Regions from separate parts of the Homo sapiens genome. Here region 2 is linked to region 1. A link is a loop called in an ENCODE intact Hi-C map of the cell type or tissue named here. Cell type or tissue: ascending aorta. All regions are shown on one strand.

Region 1 (5,000 bases):
TCTTCCCCATAACACTAATTCCTGTTTTTCTACTCCAGCCCCAAATGAAGGAAAAAACTGAAGACCTAAAAAATCCAAATGTTGGCTCACACCTTTAATCCCAGCACTTTGGGAGGCTGAGGTGGGCGGATCACTTAGAGTCAGGAGTTCAAGACCAGCCTGGCCAACATGGCGAAACCCCGTCTCTACTAAAAATACAAAAAAATTGGCCAGGCGCGGTGGCTCATGCTTGTAATCCCAGCACTTTGGGAGGCCAAGGTGGGCAGATCATGAGGTCAGGAGTTCGAGACCAGCCTGGCCAACGTAGTGAAACCCCGTCTCTACTAAAGATATCAAAAAAAAAAAAAAAAAGAATTAGCCAGGTGTGGTGGCACATGCCTGTAATCTCAGCTACTCGGGAGGCTGAGGCAGGAGAACCGCTTGAACCCCAGAGGCGGAGGTTGCAGTGAGCTGAGATCGCACCACTGCACTCCAGCCTGGGTGACAGAGCAAGACTCTGTCTCAAAAAAACAAACAAACAAGAAATCAAATGGTAAATGTATGTGTCTTGTGTTTGGCACAAGGAATGACCAGCCTTGCTCTCTTTCTCATTCTCTCTCTCTTTTTTTTTGTCCATTGCACAATTCCTTGATGTTCCACTGTCTACTCTAATGAACTTAGAATTTAAACTTTACAAAGATGAGGAATATGATTTTTTCTTTGATTTGCCACAAGTATCTAATTTCGGCAAAGTGGGAATTTCAACTTTGGAATCAAGTGACTTGTTTTCTAACTTGTCATAAACTGTGTGATTTGAGACCAAAGAACATTAATGTTTGTGGTGTGTTTAGCACTGTGCCTGCCACAGGTAAAGTCTCTAGTAGAATGGAAGCTCCCTGTGGGCAAGGATTTTTGCCTGCTATTATTATTATTATTTTTTCATCGTTATATCCCCAATGCTTAAAATAGTAGGCATCAATAAATATTTGTTGAATTAACTAATGAACATGCAAGCTATTTTAAAAAATTGTTTCATCTGCTTTGGTCTCAGTTACTTGATCAGTAATATGATTATACTTCTTGATCAGTAAGTAGCGTGTTTATACTACGATTATGAAGATCCTTTCCACCTCTAAAACTCTTTAGCCCAGCACAGAGTCATCCACAAAGATGTTCACTAAGTGTATGTTGGTGAAAACAGACAGACTTGGGAAGGTATTTCCCCTAGCCTATGGACTACTGACTGCACACAAATGTGCAAGCTGCAGCCATTCCCCTACCCCCACCCTCTCTCTACTTAGCTCTTATTTATGTCTGTGGTTTTCCTTTTTTTGGTTCCATATGAAGCACCTACCCAAGACAAGGCCCTCCCACACATGTGCCTCCCCCTTCCCTCCAGCAGGCTGCCAACCTGCTTATGCAATTCTGGGGCGTTGTATTCTTTTCTTAGAGCATTTTGCTCATGGTAACCGTGCATCTCCAGCCCAGTAGGCCTTCTGGGTGATCTTTCATTGTCATGTAGGTTTCTTGATCACACTAGCTCATAAGAGAGCGCTGAGGATTTTTAGGGACTGGGCTGTTATTCCAAGAGCAGGATAAATAGGCCACGGAGCTGTGTAGGCGACTCCATTAGCTGTGCTGCCCTGTTAAGTATAGCCGAAGGGGCCCTCATCATTTGTAGCTTCCAGGGAGGAAAATGTCAGCCTTGTTAATTCTGGTTCTCTTTTCTGCCTATCATTTTTGTTTAAAATGCTTAAAAAGATCTAAATTTTGTTAATTATTTTAGGTAGTTTGGGGTCTGTTTTATTCAGATAAATTGGGATATAATTTGTTTTATTTTTTTCCTTGTTAAGTTTTGATGAGGAACACGCTGAGATAATTTGGATGGATGTTTGTATTAATAAAATACTTTTATATAGGCTGGATGTTAAAAATAGGAATGATGTCGTTAAAGCGAGTTCTTATTCAGTCTTGTTAGTGACTCTCTAGAATAGAATCCAGTTTCTAGTGTGCTTTCTCTTGTCCTTTTAGTATAATTTAGCTTGTGGAATGGGTAAAATTGTGACAGAAGACCTTTGTTCAGACATGTTGACCTTCTATCTCTCACTGACCTTATTTATGTGTCTTGATTTATTTGAATTTACCTGAGAAGGAAGCTGACTTGTCATGAGTATTTATAAGGGCTTATTTAGAATTTTTGATGCAGTACACTGGGTTGTCAAAAAACCATGATAAGGGGCATTATTTGAAGGAAATTGGCATTAGTGGCATAGAAAAGGGGAGATAGAGAAGGGGAAAAAGATTAGGGAAGGCTGTTTGGAGAGAGGCATGCTGTTTTATTCCCAGTCATTAGGAGCAGGTGTGGTAATGGAAAGTAGGGAAAGGAAGTGGTTTATTTTTCTCATAAACACCATCTATAGGTGCATGAAAGGAGCATTTTAGTGATTTTGCGGGAGAGAGCCCAGCGTTAGGGCCAAGCCCAAGAGCAAAAAAAGATCAAGAGCTCTGAAGGAGAGGGAAGACTATGGTCCATTGGTTGCCTTGGGCTCTGGGAATTTTCCTTAGTGGTCATCATGTGCTATGATGCATACTGTTGGAAACTGTTCTTGTTATGTTGCTTGCCTAATTAGGAGGAAGAAGAGCCAGTTTTAGACGATTAAAGGGACTTAGTATGTTAAAATTCTCTTGCATAAAGACTGTATGTTCTTTGCTGTTTCACTTGATCCAGTTGGTGCTATATCTCTCCGATGATGCTTCCCTCAGTGTTTGTTAAATTTTTTAGGTATTGGTTTTCGCTTTGCTTCATACATCAATAATGATATGGTGCTGCAGAAGGAGCCTGCTGGGGCAGTGATATGGGGCTTCGGTACACCTGGAGCCACAGTGACCGTGACCCTGCGCCAAGGTCAGGAAACCATCATGAAGAAAGTGACCAGTGTGAAAGGTAAGGCAGCCCATCTTCCGTTCAGCTATTGCCCTCTTCTGCCACCTGCTGGATTATCTGAAAATGAATGCTAATGCTGTAGCTCACATTATCCATCCGTCCCTACATCCGTCTGTCCATTCATCCATAAAAGTTATTTGAATATTTGCCATGTGCTTAGGCACTGAGGATACAAACAAAAATAAGACTGAGTCAAAGTTCCTGTTCTCAAGGAACTTACAGAATAATGGGAATAGATACCAAGTTATATAGGACAGCGTGATGAATGCTATGATGAAGGTACATGTGGGGTGTCTTGGGGTACAGAGGAGAAACATTGAACTCAGACTGGGTGGTAAGGGAAGGTTTCCACAGAAGATGGTATTTGAGCTGAATCATATATAGAGGAGAGGCAGTATGGAGGAGAGGGTAAGAACTCTGGTAGTCCTTGCCCAACAACCTTCTTACCTTCTTACCTTAAAAAGTCTTAAAACCCAAGACTAGCACCATGTAAATCCCATTTCTTATTTTTAAACCAATATATTAGAACCAGCAGTTCTTTGGATTTCTAAGTCAGCATCATTTACTGAGAGTGCCATAATGTAAGAATGTAAGACTTCATATTGGTAGTCTAAGGCTCTGGAAGTCACTGCTTTCAGGCCCTGATTCTGTCATTTATACGGCTGAATAATCTTGGACATGTAATATAACATCTCCATGTCTCAGTTTATATGTGAAATGGAGATCGTCATGATACCTACAGGATTACTGTGAGAATTAAACGAATTAACACTGGTAAAGACTTGTAACAGTGCCTGGCACACAAGTGCAGAGTCAGTTTTAGCAGTCATGATTGTAACTATTACTATTATTATTTAGTCAGTCATTCAAATATCTATTGAGAGCCTACTATGTGCCCGATACTGTGCTAGGTACTGGTGATACAGTGATGAGTAAAACAGATATGTCCTCTTCCTTAATGAGGCATGCAGGTTAGACAGGAAGATAGTAAGCAGTTATCGTTAAGTGTGATAAGTGCCACAGTGAGGAAGAACAAGGTGCGATGGGAGTGCTTTGTAGAGAGTAGGGATAATTACGTAGTCTGAGGCTCATCTTGAGAGGTGAGCAGGGCACACTGGGTAGTGAGAATAGCCTGGCAAAAGCATGGAGGCCTGAGTGTACCTGGGCCATGGGAGAGATGCCAGGCAGGTTGGTTGGTCTGGAACACTGGGGGGTGTGTGACTGGGCAGATGACAGGAGATAGGTTGGAAAGACAGGGAGACTTGTTTGTCATTGCTAAGGAGTGTATGTTTTATTCTAAACGGACAGATTTTTAAACAGCAAAAGAATATGATAGATATTTTAGAAAGTTCGCTGTGGCAGCACTGTGGAAGATGGATTGGAGATCAGTAAGATAGAGGTGGTGGGCAGGCTGCTGTGATATCCAAGCAAGAGATGATGAGGGTTTGACCTCATAGAGTGGCTGTGGGGATGTTCAGGAAGGTGAGAATTAGCAGTTTTCATGAGCAGGGAGATATTACAAAGGAGTGAGTCTCTGTCTAGAAGAGATAAAGATATAGAAGCCGGTGTGGAGGAGGCAAAGCTAGAAGTTATGGGATGAAGGAAGGCATGCTCAGGGCTGGATGTTACAGATAGCGCTATAGCTGTGTGATGTGGAGGTGCGAATGAGACAGATGAGGAGGCTGCTCAGAGGTGGAGGTGGAGTTCAGGTACAAATTGGTGGTTTGAGCAATGGCTAGCATATATATGTGACAGGGATGCTTGTGGGAATTGTACTGGCCCCCGAAAGCAAGGATTGTCTGGTTGGTTTTATCAGTATACAAAACTGATGATCCAATCCCGAGTGATCCAGACCCTGATGCAGTCTCTTCAAAATTCATTTCCATTCAGCAAACATTTAAAAATACTATATGCCAGGCATTGATGTAAGGTAAGTGCTTCTAATTCTTGGGTTTTAAGACTTTTTAAGGTAAGAATGTTGTTGGGTAAACTAAAAGACCGAAAGGGAAGCTTCAGCTGATTGAGACATGCTTCTCTGTTGGATCTAAATGCCGTCAGTGACTTGCAGGATGTCCTG
Region 2 (5,000 bases), 550 kb after region 1:
CTGAAAAAGAGACGAGCAGTGCAGAGCGACTGTGTGATTGGTCTTGTCTAATCACAGCTATACTCTGAATGCCTCTGATTGATTTCTTTCCCCAAATGATTTTAGAAAAATGGCAGTTAGAAAAGAGTGGAAGAAAGAGCTTTCAACATCAGCATGTTTTGTGAAGGTACATTTAGTAGAGATCATAAAGAGTATGCATTAAGGAAATAAGAAGGGAGGAGGTAATGTAATAAGAAGGGAGGAGGTAATCTCTACTACCTTCATCTTGTCTTGTAATTCTGCTACAATTTTCTTCCCATCCACCAAGGCCTCAAAGCTGTAAACAGCAGAGTCTTCATCCATGGGGAACACAAAGAAGGCCTCCAAAGGAACTTTCTCCTCATTCTCGTAGTTCAAAGTTGCAGACACACCAGCCACAAACTCGTAAATGTTCACGCTCACAGAGATACTCTTCAGCGGCACTGGAGATAGACCAGAGTTCAAGTTCATCAAGCTTCAATAGATTGCCTCCTTGTAGATCAAGCCTTGTGATAGGTGCCAAAGATTCAATGGCAAGTAAGAGTCACAAATTAGGCTTACCTGGCTCCCGGTGGAGGGTGAGTAGGCCACAGAAGTGCACCATGGTGATGCAAGATTTCTGCAGAAAAGACATATCACAAACAGAGGACATGTTGGAAGTTATCTGTTCAAACACCAGTACTTTATGTGCCTTTCTCTGGCATAAGAATACATTCAAAGGGTTAATGTTGGAGTTAGGAAGTTGGAACCTTTAAAAAAAAGGAGACAAAGATTTCAGTCATAAGGGTCCTTTTAAATGGCAGTCCCAGGTGGGGAAGGTGTAAGATTCACTGGTATCTACTAAACAGGAAATCTCTGAAACACCCTGAGGCTGGTTCAAATACCAATTCCACTTTCTCAAAAGTGTATTTAATTCACCACTCCTTGGGCATATGGAGTAGGTGTCACTAATCCCTCTGAGCCTCAGTATTTTCTTTCCAAAATGAGTAGTATAATATCCACACATCGTATGTGAATTAATACATGTGAAGTCCCTACAATAGCACATGGGCCATAGGAGGCATTTAATCAATGATGACAGACATCACTATTGTCCCTATTATTGTTGTTACTGTTAATCAATAAACCTCTGCCACCATTCACTTTGGATCATGGCATTCAGAGACGCGCTGCATGTGAGAAGCTGTGTGATTCAAGATGGACTCCTGCCACAGGCCATTTACCTTGTGGCTTTTCTTTTGGGACCCAAAATTAAAAGATACGAGTATATTTGTTTGTATCCATCCAAGATATTCTAATATATTTAAATATTATATAGGCACATAGCCTACATTTGCACCCCCACTAAACAGCACCAATAAATCAGGCTTTTCATTCCATATCTGTTTTTATTTTGAGAAATTGGATAAAAACTGAGTGTGGCAAAATGACTCACAATTCGACAGCAACGCAGAGGACAGTGGCAGGTGTGAGGAGAGGAGAGGATGCTCAGAAAAGGGCTTCTACGCAGACCTCTGACCTGGGCAAGTTCTCTGGTAGAACAGGCTGGGCTGGGGGAGGGAAGAATTTCTAATAACACATTAAGCAGAGAGCCTAAAGCAGGAGACTCACACAGGAGTAAAACAGCTGAAAGAGAAGCTCTCAGGCTGGGCAATACTCACCAAGGTGGCTAGAGTAAAAGAGAGAGAGACGCAAAGGGCACCCCTACAAGGAAATAGCCTTCGCTTCCTGATTCTAAGCTCAGAACAAATCCTCCGTTGAGGAAAACTTGCTATTCTGCACCCTTGCCCCCACTCTTCCCAGTACAAACAAAATTAGTTTGGGTCAGAATTAGTTCTGTCTCTCAGGATGGCACTTCAGAAAGGCAACTTGCAAGGCTTAGGTAGAGACTGGCCACCAAGCTGAAAGCCATGAATCTGAGGCAGCTGGGAGAATACAAGGCTTCCGGCCTAGCCAGGTAGCTGCTTCAGGAATGCAGAGTCCCAGCACCAGCCGCTCAGCAGCTAGGAGGGTGGGAGGGGAGCTGGGTGGCACCACCGGCCACACACACCCCTGCGGCCTGTGGCAGGGGTGAAGTGGAGAACTCGGAACCAGACAAGGAGGAGATTTGGGGTAAGAAGTGGGGCTTGGATAAAATCAGAGATTGATTTAACCTTTCCATTCAGTCCTAGATTTCCAATGTCCACGTATTTACAGAAGAGACTGCGTCGGTCTCTTACATTTCTATAGAGAAGGGCTTAGGGGCTGCAACTGATTGGAGTAGATGAGGCTTACAGCCTCATTTCCTCAGCTTACACTATCCTGAAACTGAGAAAACATCAATTGTCTATATCAAAGAAAGAAAGCGGGAAAAAAAGTAAAGTAAAAGAGAAGGAAAGTAGGAAGAAGGGCCTTGAGATTAGGAGATGGCTAAATCCCTCCTTCAACCTCCAAAAGATTCCCCTAAACTGCCAAACTTGCAGGAACCTTCCTGGGGATCATACATCAGGATGAAATCCTCCACCCATGGGGCGTGCAATTCAAGGAGCCCCTACAAATTTGGGGACTGGGGAAAGGGAGCTAGAATGTGGAGCTCTCAGTCTTCCAGAGCAGGGGTTGGATCCAGGCCCTGCACCGGTAGCTTGGTCCCCTACCTTCCTCTCCTGCAGCCCGGAGCGCTCTGAGTCACAGCGGAGTGAAAACAGCTGCAGTCATAATTTCCGGAAAGAACCGCCCCCTTCTAGGGACCGGTTATAAAGTAGCGACTACAAGACTAAGGGATCAACGGAAAATTATTGAACAAATAATCGAACTTTCGCTTGTTTGTATCAAAGGAAAAGTCTTCGACTTTGGAACGTTTGGTTTTTTTCTTTGCTCTTTGCTAAGGAACAATCAGAGAACAGGCAAAGAGGGCAAGGGAAAATGCTGCAACAGGAACAACAACAATGACATTAAAAACTGCATATTTTTGTAAAAGCTTAATTGCCAAAGGCTTACTGTGTCCTGGGCCCTGTTAATCAAAGCTTTATGGAGATTATATCATTGACACCTTATCTCTAATGTGAGTCATTTTCCCCCAAGTTGCCCCTCCCCTACAGCAGGGGGAAAGATAAGGAGATAGTGCAAGGCACACACATCTGCTCTAATGAGAGAAGCTCTAGCCAGGGAAGCCCAAGTCTTCCTGTCATGGGTCGCTTATGGGATCCTGAAACCAAATGTTTGGGTTAACGATGTAAGTAACTGAGAATGTCTATGCTCATTTACCTGGCTAAAGGACATTAGAAGCGATCAAGGTCCCCATGGCTTCTCTATTTCAAAACAACCTATTAAATCTGAGACTTAAAGTGTCATATTGCTGTCGAGAATCTATAGGATAAAGAATACATGATACATATGGAAAACACAGCTTGATTTTGGTCTCTGTGATGTATTTTTTGTGGATATACTTGTTATATACTGGTTATATACTTGTTTTTGTGAGATATTTGTTATATACAAATAACTCTCCCCAAGTTATTTGTTCTCTCATCTGAAACGGGGATAATGACAAACCTCCACTGATTGTTTTTGTGAGATCTAATGAATCTTAGTGGCTATAAAAGTTTTATATATATATATATATATATATATATACACACACACACACACACACACACACATTTATATACTTTATATATATACACCCACATACACATTTATATACATGGATGTGCATGCATAGATGTATATATGTGTATATATGTACACCCATGCATGTATATACAGTTACATGCATGTAATATATGCATATATAGTAAAGCATAATATAAGCACAAATTCTATTTTATCAGTACTAGGCCCTACAACCATGTTTTTTACATGTACTGAACTAATTATGAGAGGAAATTATCCTTTTCTCTGGAGAGAAATCATGTCTGGTATTGTTCCTTGTGACTGTGCCTTCTTTCCATTGGCCGAAACATCTGAGCAACAAAAGGGAGGAGCTGGAAACGTGGGCAGAGTTCATCATCTGATCCTGCTGGGCTTAGAGCTTAGCACTAAAAGTCTGCCACAGACCAGGCATGCAGCGTGGTTAGAGGGCACTGAATCAGGAAACACACAGAAGTTGCTGGTTGTTGAAAAAACAACTATGTGAAAATTCCCATAACCTAGCACAATATACACAATTAAACCGATATAGATGAGATATCTTCACTTAAAAGTCTGTCTTAGTGTTGCCAGGCATTCCTCAAGGTTGATTCTCACCTTCTTTTTTATACTAACAGGAACCCCAAGTTTCACAATGTCTATGACCATTCAGAATAAAAACATTGCCTAGCCTCCCTTAAAGCTGGTGTGGCCTTGTAACTAAGCTCTGGCCCATAGGGTACAAGAAATAAGTGCAACACCATGTCATGCCCTTTCAAAGAAAAGAGGATGGCTTCCCATTCACTTTACCCTCTTCCTGCTCATTGGTGTGAATGCAGGTAACTGAACCAGCTTGAACCATAAAGACTAGATCATAAAGCCTGGAGCATTTCCCCTAAAAATGGAGAAGCAACAAGACAGAAAGATCCTGAGCCCCTGAGACTCTCATAGAGCAAGCCACTGTATCATCACAGAATTTTACAGGATAAAGTAACAAATTTCTCCATGGTTTATAACAGCTCTTTGGGTCCTTATCTTACCCTAATACATTTGATTATGATTAATTAAAAAGTAGACTTTTAAGGAAACTATCTTCTTCAGAATATGAAAAGCACATTTGCTTATAATGGAAATAGAAATCTGCATATTATGAGAACAATATCCAATTTATTTTAGCGCCCACCACTGTAACACATGTGCCCTGAATTATGCCGGTGTGTGTTGATTATGTTGATCATAGTTTGCTACTTATTTTTCTTCAGTTCTTCTGAGAGCCATTTCCCTTCCTGAAATAAAAAGGCTGTTTGTCATAGAGTGCTTAGCATTGGTTCAGAACAGGCTTTCAATAAGTCGTTTCGGTCATTGTCTCATTTCTG

What was found. A loop is a pair of places that touch in the nucleus more often than their neighbours do. Peaks named below come from ENCODE experiments on the same cell type or tissue, not always from the same donor. Only the 100,000 strongest peaks of a DNase experiment are listed, where the experiment ranks them.
Region 2: a loop joins it to region 1, with 3.0 times the contacts of the local background. A loop is called at or near these places in 2 of 110 quality-filtered maps.

The regions. Positions count from the first base shown.
Region 1 is chr11:124,667,283-124,672,282 of GRCh38, reverse strand. It overlaps SIAE (sialic acid acetylesterase), which reads left to right. Exons shown (of 10, transcript NM_170601.5): 2 at 2,762-2,923. Among named protein-coding and RNA genes, the nearest start is that of SIAE, 4.0 kb to the left of the region's middle. In ascending aorta, a CTCF peak has its summit at 2,978 (motif pointing left); a DNase peak (open chromatin) is centred at 2,922.
Region 2 is chr11:124,113,134-124,118,133 of GRCh38, reverse strand. It overlaps VWA5A (von Willebrand factor A domain containing 5A), which reads right to left and starts at 2,684. Exons shown (of 19, transcript NM_001130142.2): 1 at 2,652-2,684; 2 at 1,454-1,568; 3 at 580-637; 4 at 259-461. The coding sequence starts at 622. In ascending aorta, no CTCF peak of the experiment used is centred here; a DNase peak (open chromatin) is centred at 2,693; H3K4me3 peaks cover 3,146 bases; H3K27ac peaks cover 1,767 bases.